2 separate regions of the Homo sapiens genome follow, and region 2 is linked to region 1. Evidence: read pairs that join two places in POLR2A ChIA-PET (ENCODE). Cell type or tissue: GM12878. All regions are shown on one strand. Links, peaks and the distances in the headings refer to the core of each region. The heading gives the core; the rest is flanking DNA. Region 1 overlaps MAP4 (microtubule associated protein 4). Region 2 overlaps MAP4 (microtubule associated protein 4).

Evidence for each region. Peaks named below come from ENCODE experiments on the same cell type or tissue, not always from the same donor. Only the 100,000 strongest peaks of a DNase experiment are listed, where the experiment ranks them.
Region 2: POLR2A ChIA-PET joins it to region 1 with 11 read pairs; 3 of 35 experiments call an interaction of 5 or more read pairs at or near these places.

What each region holds. Positions count from the first base shown.
Region 1 is chr3:47,960,102-47,966,846 of GRCh38, reverse strand. All of the region lies in intron 3 of MAP4 (microtubule associated protein 4), which reads left to right. It also overlaps the pseudogene VPS26BP1. Among named protein-coding and RNA genes, the nearest start is that of MAP4, 53 kb to the left of the region's middle. RefSeq lists a silencer at 4,793-4,902. In GM12878, for the core only: no CTCF peak of the experiment used is centred there; no DNase peak of the experiment used is centred there; H3K27ac peaks cover 151 bases.
Region 2 is chr3:47,890,320-47,897,064 of GRCh38, reverse strand. The region is part of intron 10 of MAP4 (microtubule associated protein 4); the gene reads left to right. Among named protein-coding and RNA genes, the nearest start is that of MIR1226, 44 kb to the right of the region's middle. In GM12878, for the core only: no CTCF peak of the experiment used is centred there; no DNase peak of the experiment used is centred there.

The sequences.
Region 1 (6,745 bases), core at 2,311-4,810:
GGGAGACATATAGATCAAGGAACGGAATGGAAAGCCCAGAAATAAACTCTTTTATACATGGTAAGATGATTTTAGACAACGGTACCAGGACCATTCAATGGGAAAGGATGGTGTTTTCAATAAATGATGAGGGGAAAACTGGATATCCACATAAAAAAGTTGGATCCTGCTGGGAACAGTGGTTTATGCCAATAATCCCAGCGCTTTGGGAGGCCAAGTGAGAGGATTGCTTGAGGCAAGGAGTTCAAGACCAGCCTAGGCACTATAGGAAGACCTCATCTCTTAAAAGAAAAAAAAATTGGCCAGGTGCGGTGGCTCACACCTGTAATCCCAACACTTTGGGAGTCCCAGGAGGGCAGATCATGAGGTCAGGAGATCGAGACCATCCTGGCTAACATGGTGAAACCCCGTCTCTACTAAAAAATACAAAAAATTAGCCGGGCATGGTGGCAGGCGCCTGTAGTCCCAGCTACTCAGGAGGCTGAGGCAGGAGAATGGCATGAACCTAGGAGGCAGAGCTTACATAAGCCAAGATTGCGCCACTGCACTTCAGCCTGGGCAACAGAGCAAGACTCTGTCTCAAAAAAAAAAAAAAAAAAAAAAAAAAAAAAAAAAAAAGGTAGTGTGGGCCTGTAGTCCCAGCTACTCAGGAAACTGAGGCAGGAGGATCCTTTGAGCTGAGGAGTTCAAGGCTGCAGTGAGCTATGGTAAAGTACACCGCTGCATTCACCCTGGGAGACAGAGAGAAATCCTGTCTCTCCCTCTCTTTTTTTTAAGTTGGGACCATTATCTTATATTCAAAAATTAACTTAAAATGGATCAAAGACCTAAACAAAGCACCAAGGCTATACATTTCTTAGAAGAAAACATAGAGGGAAATCTTCATGACATTGGATTTGGCAGTGTTTTCTTGGATATACACCAAAAACACAGACGACAAAAGAAAAAACAGATAAATTAGGCTATATGAAAATTGAAAATTTTTGTCTATCTCTGTAGAGTGAAAAGGCAACCCATGGAGGCAAAATATTTGCAAATCTTATATCTTCTCAGGAGTTAATATCCAGAATATGTAAATAACTTCTAGAGCTCAACAAAAAAAAATTAAAAATATGGGCAAAGGACTTGAAGAAACATTTCTTCATAAAAGATACAAAAATTGCCAAGAAATACATGAAAAGATGCTCAGCATCATTAATCATTAGAGAAATGCAAATCAAAACCACAATGAAATATCACTTCATACTCATTAGGATGGCTAGTATGAAAACAAGAACAGAAATTAACAAGTGTTTACGAGGATGTGGAAAAATTAGAACCCTTGTGTACTGCTGATAGGAATGTAAAATGAAAGTGCTATGGAAAATAGTATGGTGGCTCCTCAAAAAATTAAAAACAGAATTATTGTAAGATCCAGCAACCCAACTTCTGGATATATGCCCAAAGGAATTGGAATCAGGGACTTGAACAGATATTTGTACACTCATGTTTGTAGCAGCATTATTCACAGTGGCCAAAAGATGGAAGCAACCCAGATGTCCCATCAACACATGGAATGAATAAACAAAAATGTGGTACATTCATATAATGGAACGTTATTTAGCCTTAAAAAGGAAGGAAATTCTGATATGGTACAACATGAATAAACCTTGAAGACACTATGCTAAGTGAAAAAAGCCAGTCACAAAAATACAAATTTATATGCGGTACCTAAAGTAGTCAAATTTACAGAAACAAATATAAATATACTCCATTTATATAAATTACCTTAAGTAGTCAAATTTACAGAAACAAAGTAGAATGGTGGTTCCCAGGGGCTGGGAGAGGCGGGGAATGGATGTGTTTGGTGTTGCTTAATGGGTACAAAGTTTCTGATTTGCAAGATGAAAAAGTTCTGGAGATGGATGGTGGTGATGATTGCACAACAGTGTGAATGTACTTAATACCACTGAACTGTACACTTAAAAATCGTTAAAATCGTAGAAATAAACAAATGCAGCTCATATTTAAAGGGAAAAAAATTTCAAATTAACCATCATATCACAGATCTCTTCAGAATTAAAGGGATGCTTTATATGTTAGGTATTTTGTACGTTTGTTCTGGTTTGTCCAGTTGCAGAGAGAAATACACAAATATGTCAACATTGCTTAAATGCTAAGCAGTTATGGGGAACATTTTGTAAGAACAGATACAATATTGGTTAAATTCCATGAGGGGGTTGAGTGAGAACTAAGGAAATTTGAAATTCGAGCTTGAAATCTCCATTTGGATGTAGAATTGATATCTCAAATTTGAAATGTTCTAAACTGAATTCATGATTGCCCCACCCCAAAATCAAAACAGAGAAGAAAAAGAAGAAAAAAACCACCTGCCTCCCCATCTCCTTAAATGGAAATTCTGTCCTGGTTGTTAAGGCTAAACATTTGGTTTCCCTATCCTCTTCTGCTCCTCTCACACCCCACACCCAGTTTGTCAGAAAAAGATATTTGGAACCTGACCACATCTCACCACCTCCACTGCTCTCTCCCTGATTGGACCACCATCATTAACCTTGGCTACTGTAATAACTTCCCAAATTAGTCTCTCTGCTTCCATTTGCTTGCTCCCTGCAGCATATTCTTAAAAACATCTACAGTGGTCCTGTACATTGATCATGCTGTTCTTTTGCACAGAACCCTCCAGTGGTTGCCCATCTCAAAGTAAAAGCCAAAGTCCTTATGAAATACCACAAGGCCCTATGATGTCGTTGTCATCTTTCTGACCAGATCTTTTCTTAGTTACCCCTTTACTTACTTTGCTTCATGGTGTTCTTGCTACTGTTCCTTGAACAAGCCAGGTGGGCATCTGCCTTGAGCTCTGAGCACTAGCAGTTTTCTCTGCCTGGAATGTTCTTCCCTTTGATATATTCATGATTGACTCTTCACTTTCTCAATGAGTACTTCTCGACTATCTTTTTAAAAATTGCACCCCTTCTATTTTTTCGTCCCACTGTTCTACTTGAATTTTCTTCGTGGCTTTTGTCATGTCACTTTCTAATAATTTGTATAGTTTACTTATCTCATCTGCCTTTCCCCACCAGAAGAAGATATTATAGAAACAAATTTTATGAGAGGGACAGGGCTTTTGTTTTGGTCACTGCTGTGGCCCAGCACCTAGAACACTGTCTGGTGGATAGTAGATCCTCTGTAGCTATTGAATGAATAATCTTTAATATCTATTTGTTTCTGGCCTCACATGGGAAAAGAAACTTAAAAACAAGACCAGATACAATCGTAATAATTCTTGCCAGGTTATTGGTACGCATCTTTCTGGAAATATGTTATCTGTCATGAATTTGTTTAAATTTTGAGGAAGCTGTGGATAGAGCACCTACTAGCTTTGATTTCTTAGGCAAGTTGTTTGCCCTCTTTGAGGCTAAGATTCCTGCTGTGTAAAAGGAGAGCTCTATAAAAATAGTTGTTTGCCTGAAGTGACAGAAATTATTTTCAGTGCTTTGAAACCTCGTTGAAGGGGTTAATATTTAAATGTAAGATGATATTAGAATGATGATTAATGTCCACATAGAAAGTTCTTACAGTTCAACCCATTATATACTTTTGTTAAATCATTCTGTTTGACCATCAGCCCCTTTTCCTACTTAATTGGTTGTGTAACAGTATTTTAATCGGATGTAACTGGAGCATATTGGTCCATTGTGAAGCAGAAATGCTCTGTTTCTAGAGGACAAAACTGGAGGTGAAACTTCAAAAGTGAGCTCCAGGCAGACTGAAAGAAGAGTTTTTTTGTTTTGTTTCTTGTGAAAAAATTAACTTAGGACTCTCACTGCAAAAAACTGGCAAGCCTGGCCCTCCAGTGGGTTTTCAGCAATTTAAAATGAAATGAGAAGATGCAAAACTATGTCAACTGTAAACTTAAGTATTAACATTAGACTCCTTAGAGGTCTTCATTGAAGGATTTTGCTTTCTATTTAACAAATTAATATTTCTGGTCTTCAGTTTTTCTGTGTAAAACGAACAGGCATTCTGCTGTTTCTGCTGCTGCTGTTAGTGCTGAGCAACAGAGATACAGTATGTTCTGCGGTAGGTGATAGCTTTTTAGACATTTAGAGATTAACATTTGCCTTCTGATTTATTTTCTTTGGGTTAAACATCTTTCATTTTTTCTTCCACTCTTTCCTATTATGTAGATTTATGCTGTTTTTAATGGCCAATATTTGGATCAGAGTCTATTCAGGAGACAGAAGCTACACCATAAATTGAACAGAGAATTTACTATAGGGGTAAAGAGAACTCTAAAGAATACAGGAATGACAGATATAGGGAATAGTCACTACCCTTAGGGCTGGGGCAGAGTACACAAAGAAATAACAAATTTGGAAAAGTATGCGCCCCTCCCCCACCCTGCCCCCAAAGCTGATTGCATATCTTGGAGGAAGTCTCCATTTGGTAGTAAAGATGTTTGCTGAGTTGCTGCAGGTCAGGGTGATGTGGGGCAAACAAGCCCCCAGACTGGGGCTTAACCCAGGAGGGTTCTTGGCTTTGCCAGGAAAGAATTTAAGGGTGAGCCAGTAGTGAGAGAAAGAAACTTTTATTGAACCAGTGCTGCTTCTTGCTGAGCAGGGCTAACCCATAGGCAGTGTGCCCAGAATCGGTGTCTGTGAGCTGCTAGCTAGCTGTTTATATCTGTTATTAATTACATGCTAATTAAGAGGCAGGTTATTTAGAACTTTCTGGAAAAGGGGCTGGAAGTTTCTGGGAATCAGATAAGGTAACTTCTAGGCTGTTGCCATGGCATTTGTAAACTGCCATGGCACTGGTAGGAGTGTCTTTATGCTAATAAACCCTGAGGGCAACTCGAGGTTACTTTTGTCAGCATCTGCTGGTTTCAGCCAGATCTTGTTCCAATCAGCAGGGTGCGACAGGAAATTAAGTCCTGCTGGTCTTCTACCTCAAAGGTAGTTAAGCAGGAAGCTGTACTTGGGGGTGCTGCGGCATCACCAGCAAGCCTGTTTGAGGCACTGGTGGAACTTGCCTGGGAAGATGTCCATGAGAATGCCCACTAAAGCTTGTTGGGATGAGCACCATGGGGTGTTCTGCACACCAGCAGAGCACCATGGAAGTAAGAAGATGCAAAAGCACACTAGAACCAGGAAGAGAAACCCTTTCCTTCCATGCCCTCTACTAAGCTTAGTGTCATCATGCCCGCTCTCTAGGAAGAAATGTTTACATTATTACAGGCAGGGCAATGAAAGGTAGATTTGGAATTGAGAGGCAATATATTGATTACTTGCATAGCCTATTATTTTGGCTACTTAGCTTCCATATGCACTTTACACACATTTGAGCTCCCATATAACAATGAAACTCTTATGTTTCTACCTAACAAGATACAGCTATGTCAGAGGGTGAAACTCTCACCCTTGTTCTAAAATGAGGAATGAGGACATGCTCAGCCCCATAGTCATTGTATCCATTGCTGGCTATATTTTTGTTTGTTTGTTTGTTTTAATAGAATCAGGGTTTTGCTGTGTTGCCCAGGCTAGTCTCAAACTCCTGAGCTCAAGCAATCCTCCGGCCTCAGCCTCCCAATGTCCTGGGATTATAGGTGTGAGCCACTGTGCTTGGCCTGCTGGCTGTTTATCAGTCCTCAAATAGAAGTTCCAGCTTCAGAGGGCCAAGGTCATGTGATGGGAGCCAGGGGCTTGGAGTTCTGAGGGAAGAGGAGTGAAGTATTGGGGGATGTGGCAGTATCACTGACAGTGAGGTTTTTTGGAGGCTTTTTTGGTCTGATTTGTGAGATTGATATTGTCCTTAATGATAAGGAAACAAAGAAAATGGCAGAAGTGAAAACTGAAAATGGCGAAGTAGAAAAACACCATCTCCTCTATGATGGAGAATCTGTTTCAGGAAAGGTGAAAGAGTCTAGAAAGAGCTAGAGCACCACAACATTAGAATTGAATTTGTACGTCAAATTGAACTTTTCTATGATAAGAGTAATATTCAAGAGTTTGTAAACCTAGTGAAAGAACTAGCCTTACCTGGAGAGCTGACTCAGAAGTTGTCATTTGGAATTTATACATGTTGAAAAGTCATGAGAATCTTACATTGGTGCTAATGTCCTCTTGATGTATTGAAGTGTTAGTAGTAAGAAGACTGACAGACTTGGTAAAAAGAATGTGATCTTACTGTTCACCAACTTGCCAGCTATCCTGATGGAAGTGGGCATTGAAGATTGTCTACATATAGAATTTGAATATAATGAAGTATCATTTAAAGGATGTGACTGTTACAAAAATTTACCTCTTATAAGTAAGAATAAAAACACAACATATGGGGTTACAACTGATCAATAAGACTGTTGTTAGCAGGATATGACCTAACTCCAACAATGAAAGTTATGAACAAAAAAGTTTCAGTAAGGTACTTTTTGAATTTAGCGCCTGTTGATGAGGAAGACAGAGGGTACTTTAGGCAGCAGATCATTTAATGGAGAAAAGCTCCTGAAAAACTGAGGAAACAGAATAAACTTTTACCAGTGATTTGAACCTCCAGAATCACAAGCATCTGCTGAATAGCCTGAAATATACTGAATAAGATGAAAAAAGAAAAACAAAACTATAATCATTAAGTTAAACAGGTTAAAGATGGCTGCAGCATGTGGAGGGGCAAAATGGGCATAACTCTGCCCGGGCATGGTGGCTCACACCTGTAATCCCAGCACTTTGGGAGGCGAGGCAGGCGGATC
Region 2 (6,745 bases), core at 2,832-5,331, 70 kb after region 1:
AGTCAGAAACCTAGCATCTTCTTTGTGGCTTTTCCATTAAGTTTTCACCATGTGATCATGGGCAAACCACTTTTTTTCTCTGGACACCATTTTGTTCCTCTATAAAATGAGGGGTCTGTTAGGGAAGCCTCAGCATTCTGACTCTGTACTGTCACACATACTTTAGTGTCTTTGCAGTACTGTTGATGGATATAATGGACCCTTGTCCTAAAAGGGATTCAGGGAATAGGTTATTTACTTTCCTTAGGCAGTGCCCCAGATTTTGAAATTTAGCTTTTCTTTTTCTCTTATCTGTTAGTGATTGCAATTACGATTTATATGTTGTTTCTTGTGAGTAGTAGTGGTTGTTTTGTTTTGTTTTTGTCTGTCTTTACCAGAGTGCAGCAGTTCTCCAGTCCAGGGACTTAGGCTTTCTCACTTTTGTTGTTGTTGTTGTTATTATTACTACACATCAGATTCCCTATAGGGAGTAGGAAAACCTACTTCATATATATATATGTACAGTTTCTTGGTTGTTTTTTTGTTTGTTTGTTTGGAGATGGAGTTTCGCTCTTGTTGCCCAGGCTGGAGTGCAATGGCATGATCTCCACTCACTGCAACCTCTGCCTCCCGGGTTCAAGCGATTCTCCTGCCTCAGCCTCCCGAGTAGCTGGGATTACAGGCATGTGCCACCACGCCCGGCTAATTTTGTATTTTTAGTAGACACGGGGTTTCTCCATGTTGTTCAGGCTGGTCTCGAACTCCCAACCTCAGGTGATCCTCCCGCCTCGGCCTCCCAAAGAGCTGGGATTACAGGCGTGAGCCACCGCGCCCGGCCTTCTTGGTTGTTTTTTTAAAGCTAGCATCAGTAGATACATTATGTATTTGTGTGTTTTAACTACTTTGTCAAATGCTTTTTATATATATTCCCTCAATCCTCACGGCTATGTGTTTTGTTGTACTCAGACCCCTGGGTGACCACCAAACTTATCTGTATGCCTGAGCACCTGGCTGACATGATGTCTTGGGTACTCGCCCCTTCTATGGGCTTGAACTTCTTGTTCTGACCGCCCCCCCACCCCAGATTGCTTCTTTCAACTCTCTGTCTCCTGAGCCTTGTAACTATGAAGCCAGTGCTTGGCCCAGTTGCTAGATGTTGACCTCATAATTATATTTTTTCAGTTTGACCACATTTCTGATCTACACAGTATGAACTGTAGTCTGGAATATGCACTTCTTTGTGCCTGACTAGCTTCATTCTTCTGGTTTCTGCTCTTGGTCTTTTGGCTGGTTCACATTTTGCAGTCTGCTGTTTATGGATAGAATTACTGAGGCAGAATATGTGATATCTGAAGGTAGCAGAGACCTGTAATTTTAGTTATTGCCTTAGCTGTTGGGTAGGGATGAACTAGTGAAGTGGGTCTGGGTAGGCTGGCCAGAACTAAAAATAATTTGGCTATAAGGAACAAGTTTCTATGCTTGTTCTTTGCCTTGGTATTTTCCACTTCTTCAGAATATAAGGGCCAACTACCACTTTCTTCAGACATGCTGCAACGTCCGCCATGCCCAGTCATGCCTCTGCCAATAGGCAGCACTCCCGCATGAGACAGAAAGGTTACTGAAGATACTGCCTAGTGGAGTCCCAGGTTGAAGTCATACTTTGAGCTGGACATAGCAGTGGGCCTGTGATTACTTGAATGGCTGTTTCAACTTCAGAAGTGAAAGTGGTAAAACTGAATCCAAGAGCACCTTAAAGATTCCCCTCCTTTTATAGAGGAAGAAACTGAAGCTAAGAGCAGTTAAATGAGTTTCTAAGACTCTTAACTATTAAGTGACACAGATTTTAAAATCTGGCCTTCTGACTCAAAGTCAAATTAATTTTTTCCCCACCATGTCAGTAAATTAAGGGTGTATATGTGTGTGTCGTTTGTGGGGGGTGACTAGTTTACACAGAATGGGGTTGTTGAGGCTTACCTGATTTCTAAGGTATTTTCCAGAGTTTTCCTCTGGTATATTCAGACTGTATTACAACAATATCTTCCTCACCCCCTTTTTTTTTTTTTTGGACAGGGTTTCCTCTCACCCAGGCTGGAGTGCAGTGATGTGATCACGGCCCACTGCAGCCTTGACTTACTGGGCTCAGGCAATTCTCCCACCTCAGCCTTCTGAGTAGCTGGGACCACAATTGTGATCACCATGCCCACCTAAATTTTTGTACTCTTTGTAGAGACAGGGTTTTGCCATGTTGCCCAGGCTGGTCTCAAACTCCTGGGCTCAAGCAATCTGCCCACCTCAGCCTCCCAAAGTGCTGGGATTACAGGTGTGAGCCATGGCACCCAGCCATCTCCAGACTTTCATAATTTTCCTCACATATTGTACATACTTAATTATATTATTCAATTATATGTATAAAAAAAGAAAGCAAGAATTCAACTATGTTGTATTACCAAGGCCTTTCTGTACCCAATCTCGCCTCATATTTTTTCTTTTTTTTTTATTTTTTGAGACGGAGTCTTGCCCTGTCGCCCAGGCTGGAGTGCAGTGGCGTGATCTCAGCTCACTGCAAGCTCCGCCTCGTGGGTTCACGCCATTCTCCTGCCTCAGCCTCCTGAGTAGCTGGGACTACAGGCACCCACCACCATGCCCAGCTAATTTTTTGTATTTTTTAGTAGAGACAGGGTTTCACCATGTTAGCCAGGATGGTCTCGATCTCCTGACCTCGTGATCCACCTGCCTTGGGCTCCCAAAGTGCTGGGATTACAGGCGTGAGCCACCACACCCGGCCAATCATATTTTTTCTTGTTACTAATTAGAATCATGATTCTCCTGGCATTCTTCATTTTGTTATACCTCACTTCCTTTTCCTTAGCAAGATCTTTGCCATAGAGTATGGAAACCAGGTTCCTTGCCAGTTAATCTGTATTGTGCTTTGTCATGTATTGTTACTAAACAGCTCAAGATCAAGGGGAAGAAATGTATATGAGGCTCAGTTCATGTTCAGTTTTTTTTTTTCAGCATTGCAACATTGCCACTCATCATCATGAGTGTAGCCCTGTGTCAGGTACTGAAGGTAATGGAAAAGGTATATAAGGTTGATCCCTGTACTCTTGTTGGGAACTTGAGTGGTATGAATAGAGAAGGTGAGTTCTTGGGGACAGAGGCTACAGTTTAGCAAGCTTTCCTATGCGGACCTTGGTAATTTCTTTACATTTTATAGACCAAAGAACAATCTTAACTTGCCCTTTTTTCTAAAGGCATTGTTTAAAAACTGTCATCAAATCATTGCAGTTTATGGCAAATGGCCTTTTTTTAAAAAAAAAAAAAAAGCAATCTAAATCTTTTCTTCATCTTGGAAAAAGACTTCTCTTGGATTTCTGATAGAATATTTCCAGTATGCTATGTTATTGCAAGACAGTAACTTACAGCTAGACAAGAAAAATCAGCTTTGTTCAAAGTAAGAGTATAGCCTGTCCTTATAGTGTAATTTTTTTCTCACAGTTTTGTTTTATGGTTCCTTCAGTTTGAATATACAATATTTGAGCTCAAAGCCCAGGGCAGCAAAGGACCATGCTGAGTTAAATGGGGGCAGTAAGCTCTGGTGAGTGGGGAAAACTCCAAGCTACAATTGTTAGAGTCCCTAAGTCTGGAGGTCAGAGAAAGATGCACTGCCCCCAGTGTGTTCACATGACACCTAACAGATTATTAGGCTGGAAAGAGCAGGGCTTGGTAGTGGAGGGAGCAACCCAGCTCATCCAAGGAACCAAGTGGGGGCAGGGACAGGCGTAAATGCATAAGGGGTATGTTGTCACACAAATGTCTTATAATTAGAATATCTATCCCCAAAGCCCTGATCACTGAAGTCTTTAAATGAACCCTTTATTAAACTCTTCCATTATGCAGAGCTACAGATGGAGCTCTTACGGGTTTTGGGGACCCCACTCAAGTCAGTTTTCAAGTTAGTTTGATAAGTTGCTATGACAGCAAACCCACTCTTCCTCTGAGAATGAATGCCTGCAATCTTAATACTACGTTAAGGTGTGGTTTTTTTTTTTTTTTTTTAGTCCAATTTTGAACAATTTCCTGGATTCATTGTTCTTCAGGGTTATAGCTGGGGATTGGCAAATGAGTCTCGGTTATTTTTAAAACAGTTTTCTGAGTGGTTGAATGTGGAAGGGTGGGCATGGTATCAGATAAATGAGTGTGTGGGTATGCACGTATCTATATCAGTGAAAGCCAAAATAATTACTATCCTTAGTGCTTGGATTGGCACCATACTGTGTTTTAAATTGCAGATCTAAACAGAGTGCTAGTTCACGGGAAATTACATTCTCAGATTAAAGTAGCATTTTGTTGTGCAGAAAGCAGCAGGTTCCTTCCTTTCTTTCGCTTTCATTCATTCTTCCTTTCTTTCTTTCTTTCACATTTGTAAGTGCATTTAATACTCAACTGCTTGAGGAGAGAGGGGCATTGAGGGAGAGATGAATTTTGTCATGAATACTGGGGAATTGGTGTGATGTCACTGCAAGCTCTGTGTGATCGTAGGTGGTATTAGAGCTCCAGGAGCGAAAGCAGGGAGAGCAGTGGAGGAGAGACGATGTCGCTCTCAGACAAGCAGACAGCCTCTCTCACTGCCGCGTACGGTCAGCTCAGTAAGGGCAAGCCTGCAGAGTGCCGAATGGACTCCCCAAAAGAAATCAGTCAAGCCGGATTCGAATGGCAGAGGACAGAGGGCAAACTGAATGAAATTGGGCTGAATGTCAGCATGGACGGGCAACCAAAAGATGGGCTTGTGAAGAATGCCAGCTTCCTGGAGCAGAACAAGCTCTGCTTTTTTGAGGGGAAGCTAGACAAAGAGCTGAGCATTGAAATGCAGGACAAGGACTGTCAAGAAGCCTCAGGTCACCTTGAGAGCAGGTATGTGATTTCAGAGACCTGCCATCCCTTGGAGGGGAACTCGGTACACCAGAAGACCTCCGAGTTCCATCTGGGACTCATAGAGGGGCCAGACAAAAACAAAACCATTCCAGTTCAGGGGAAGGTGGCAGGGAAGAATGGACTAGAGACCAAGAGCCAGTCAGATCTGGATTTCCCTGGGGCTGCTGACATCCCTACCAGATATGTTAAGGAGCAGGAAACCAGTGTTTGGAACCCCAGCTTTCATCCAGTGGCTCAAGGCTCTCTGGGCTCAAGGGAAGCAACTCCGGGAGAGATGGAGAATAGCATCACCCCTGGCTGCCCAGTGATTGGGGTGGTAAATGATAACTCTGAGCAGCTGAAGTGTGAGTCCCCACTCCTGGTGTCTCTAGCCCACCCAGCCCCCATTATTGAGCATTCACCCACCACCATTCCGCCAATCACTATGGTGTTCACCCAGGAACATTTGAATGCAAGCTGTCACATCAGAGACCATGATAAGGAGTTGGAGAAATTGAGTTCTACCGAGGAGGCTGTGCTCAACCAAGCCCCCCAGCAGAAAAAGGCAGTGCGCAGGGCCCTGTCTGAATGTTCTCACCTCTCAGTTCCCCCAGCTGTCAACCTTGCAGATAAGTACCCTGAACTCCCTGCCCGAGAAGAGCCTTCTTCTGGCCTGCTGCCTCCCCCTAGTAGCCCAATGCCTAGTCCTACACCTGGGAAACTGGGAGCTCCTGCTATGAAGCGCTCCATGACTGTGGGTGAGGAACAGACAGCTAGCTACAAATTGAGCCCTGGGAAACTGCCCATCTTGTCTACTAAAGAGATACCTCCTTTCATCTGTGAGGAACCAGTGGCCAAGAAGAGAGAAGAATTGGCTCACTTCAGCAACAGCAGCAGCAACTCTGGGAAGAAGGAACTCGGCACTGCTGGATTATATCTCCATAGTAAGCTGGAGCAGATTCCTGAAGGAAGCAGCAAGGAAAAAGGGCAGGAAGATTTTAGTGAAACTAGAATTGATTCATGCTCGCAGGTTTGCCAGCGAGGAGAGAAACAGCCAGGACAGACGGCTCTGGCAGGGAAGAAAGAAATTGAGGTCACTGCAACCCAGAGCACTCCATCGTTCCTGTTTGAAAAGCCCCCACGTGATGGTATGTTTCTAAATTTTGCCTCCATTGGGAACAAGCAGACAGCAAGGAAGGAACCAAAGTGACAGATTACCGGCAGAGCACTAAGCAGCTTTTTACAGCTGGGTTCTGTGACTGCCTGGGGAAAGCTTAATTCCCTTGTGTTGGAAGCTTGCTGGGAGTGAGGCAAGGAAGAGAACAAAGTGAATCTTGCAGGGTCAAGCTGAATGTCTTGCTAGCATGACAGATAATGTGAATTGAGTGTGCAAGTTTGGGGTGGAATGGGGTCAGAGAATGGTGGGTATAAAAACTAGACCCCCTTTCTTGACCTCATGTCACCCTGTCCAACCCATCCCCCATCCACCCAGCCCTCAGCTCCCTGTTGGTTTGAACCAGATGATTCCTGAGCTCTAAATCCTTCAATCCCAACTGATTGATTTCCTTGCTTGAAAATCTGTCACTTTATATAGATTCACAATGGGTTTATCAGCACTAACCTCCTCTCATTAAGTTGCACAATCTGGGTGGAAGCTCTGTTTTCTGTTTTTGCTTTGGAGAACGTTTTACTTTTGTTCAAACTGAAAAAGAGCCCTTTAAAGCTAGCTATTTAATATTCTTTCTGTGTTCTTCATGTTTGACCCAATCTTGCTTCTAGTTTTCTCTTTTTGTATGTGTTTTGAGAGGATTTGTGGGGAGAAAAAGAAGAAAGAGAAAGCAGGGAGAGAAGG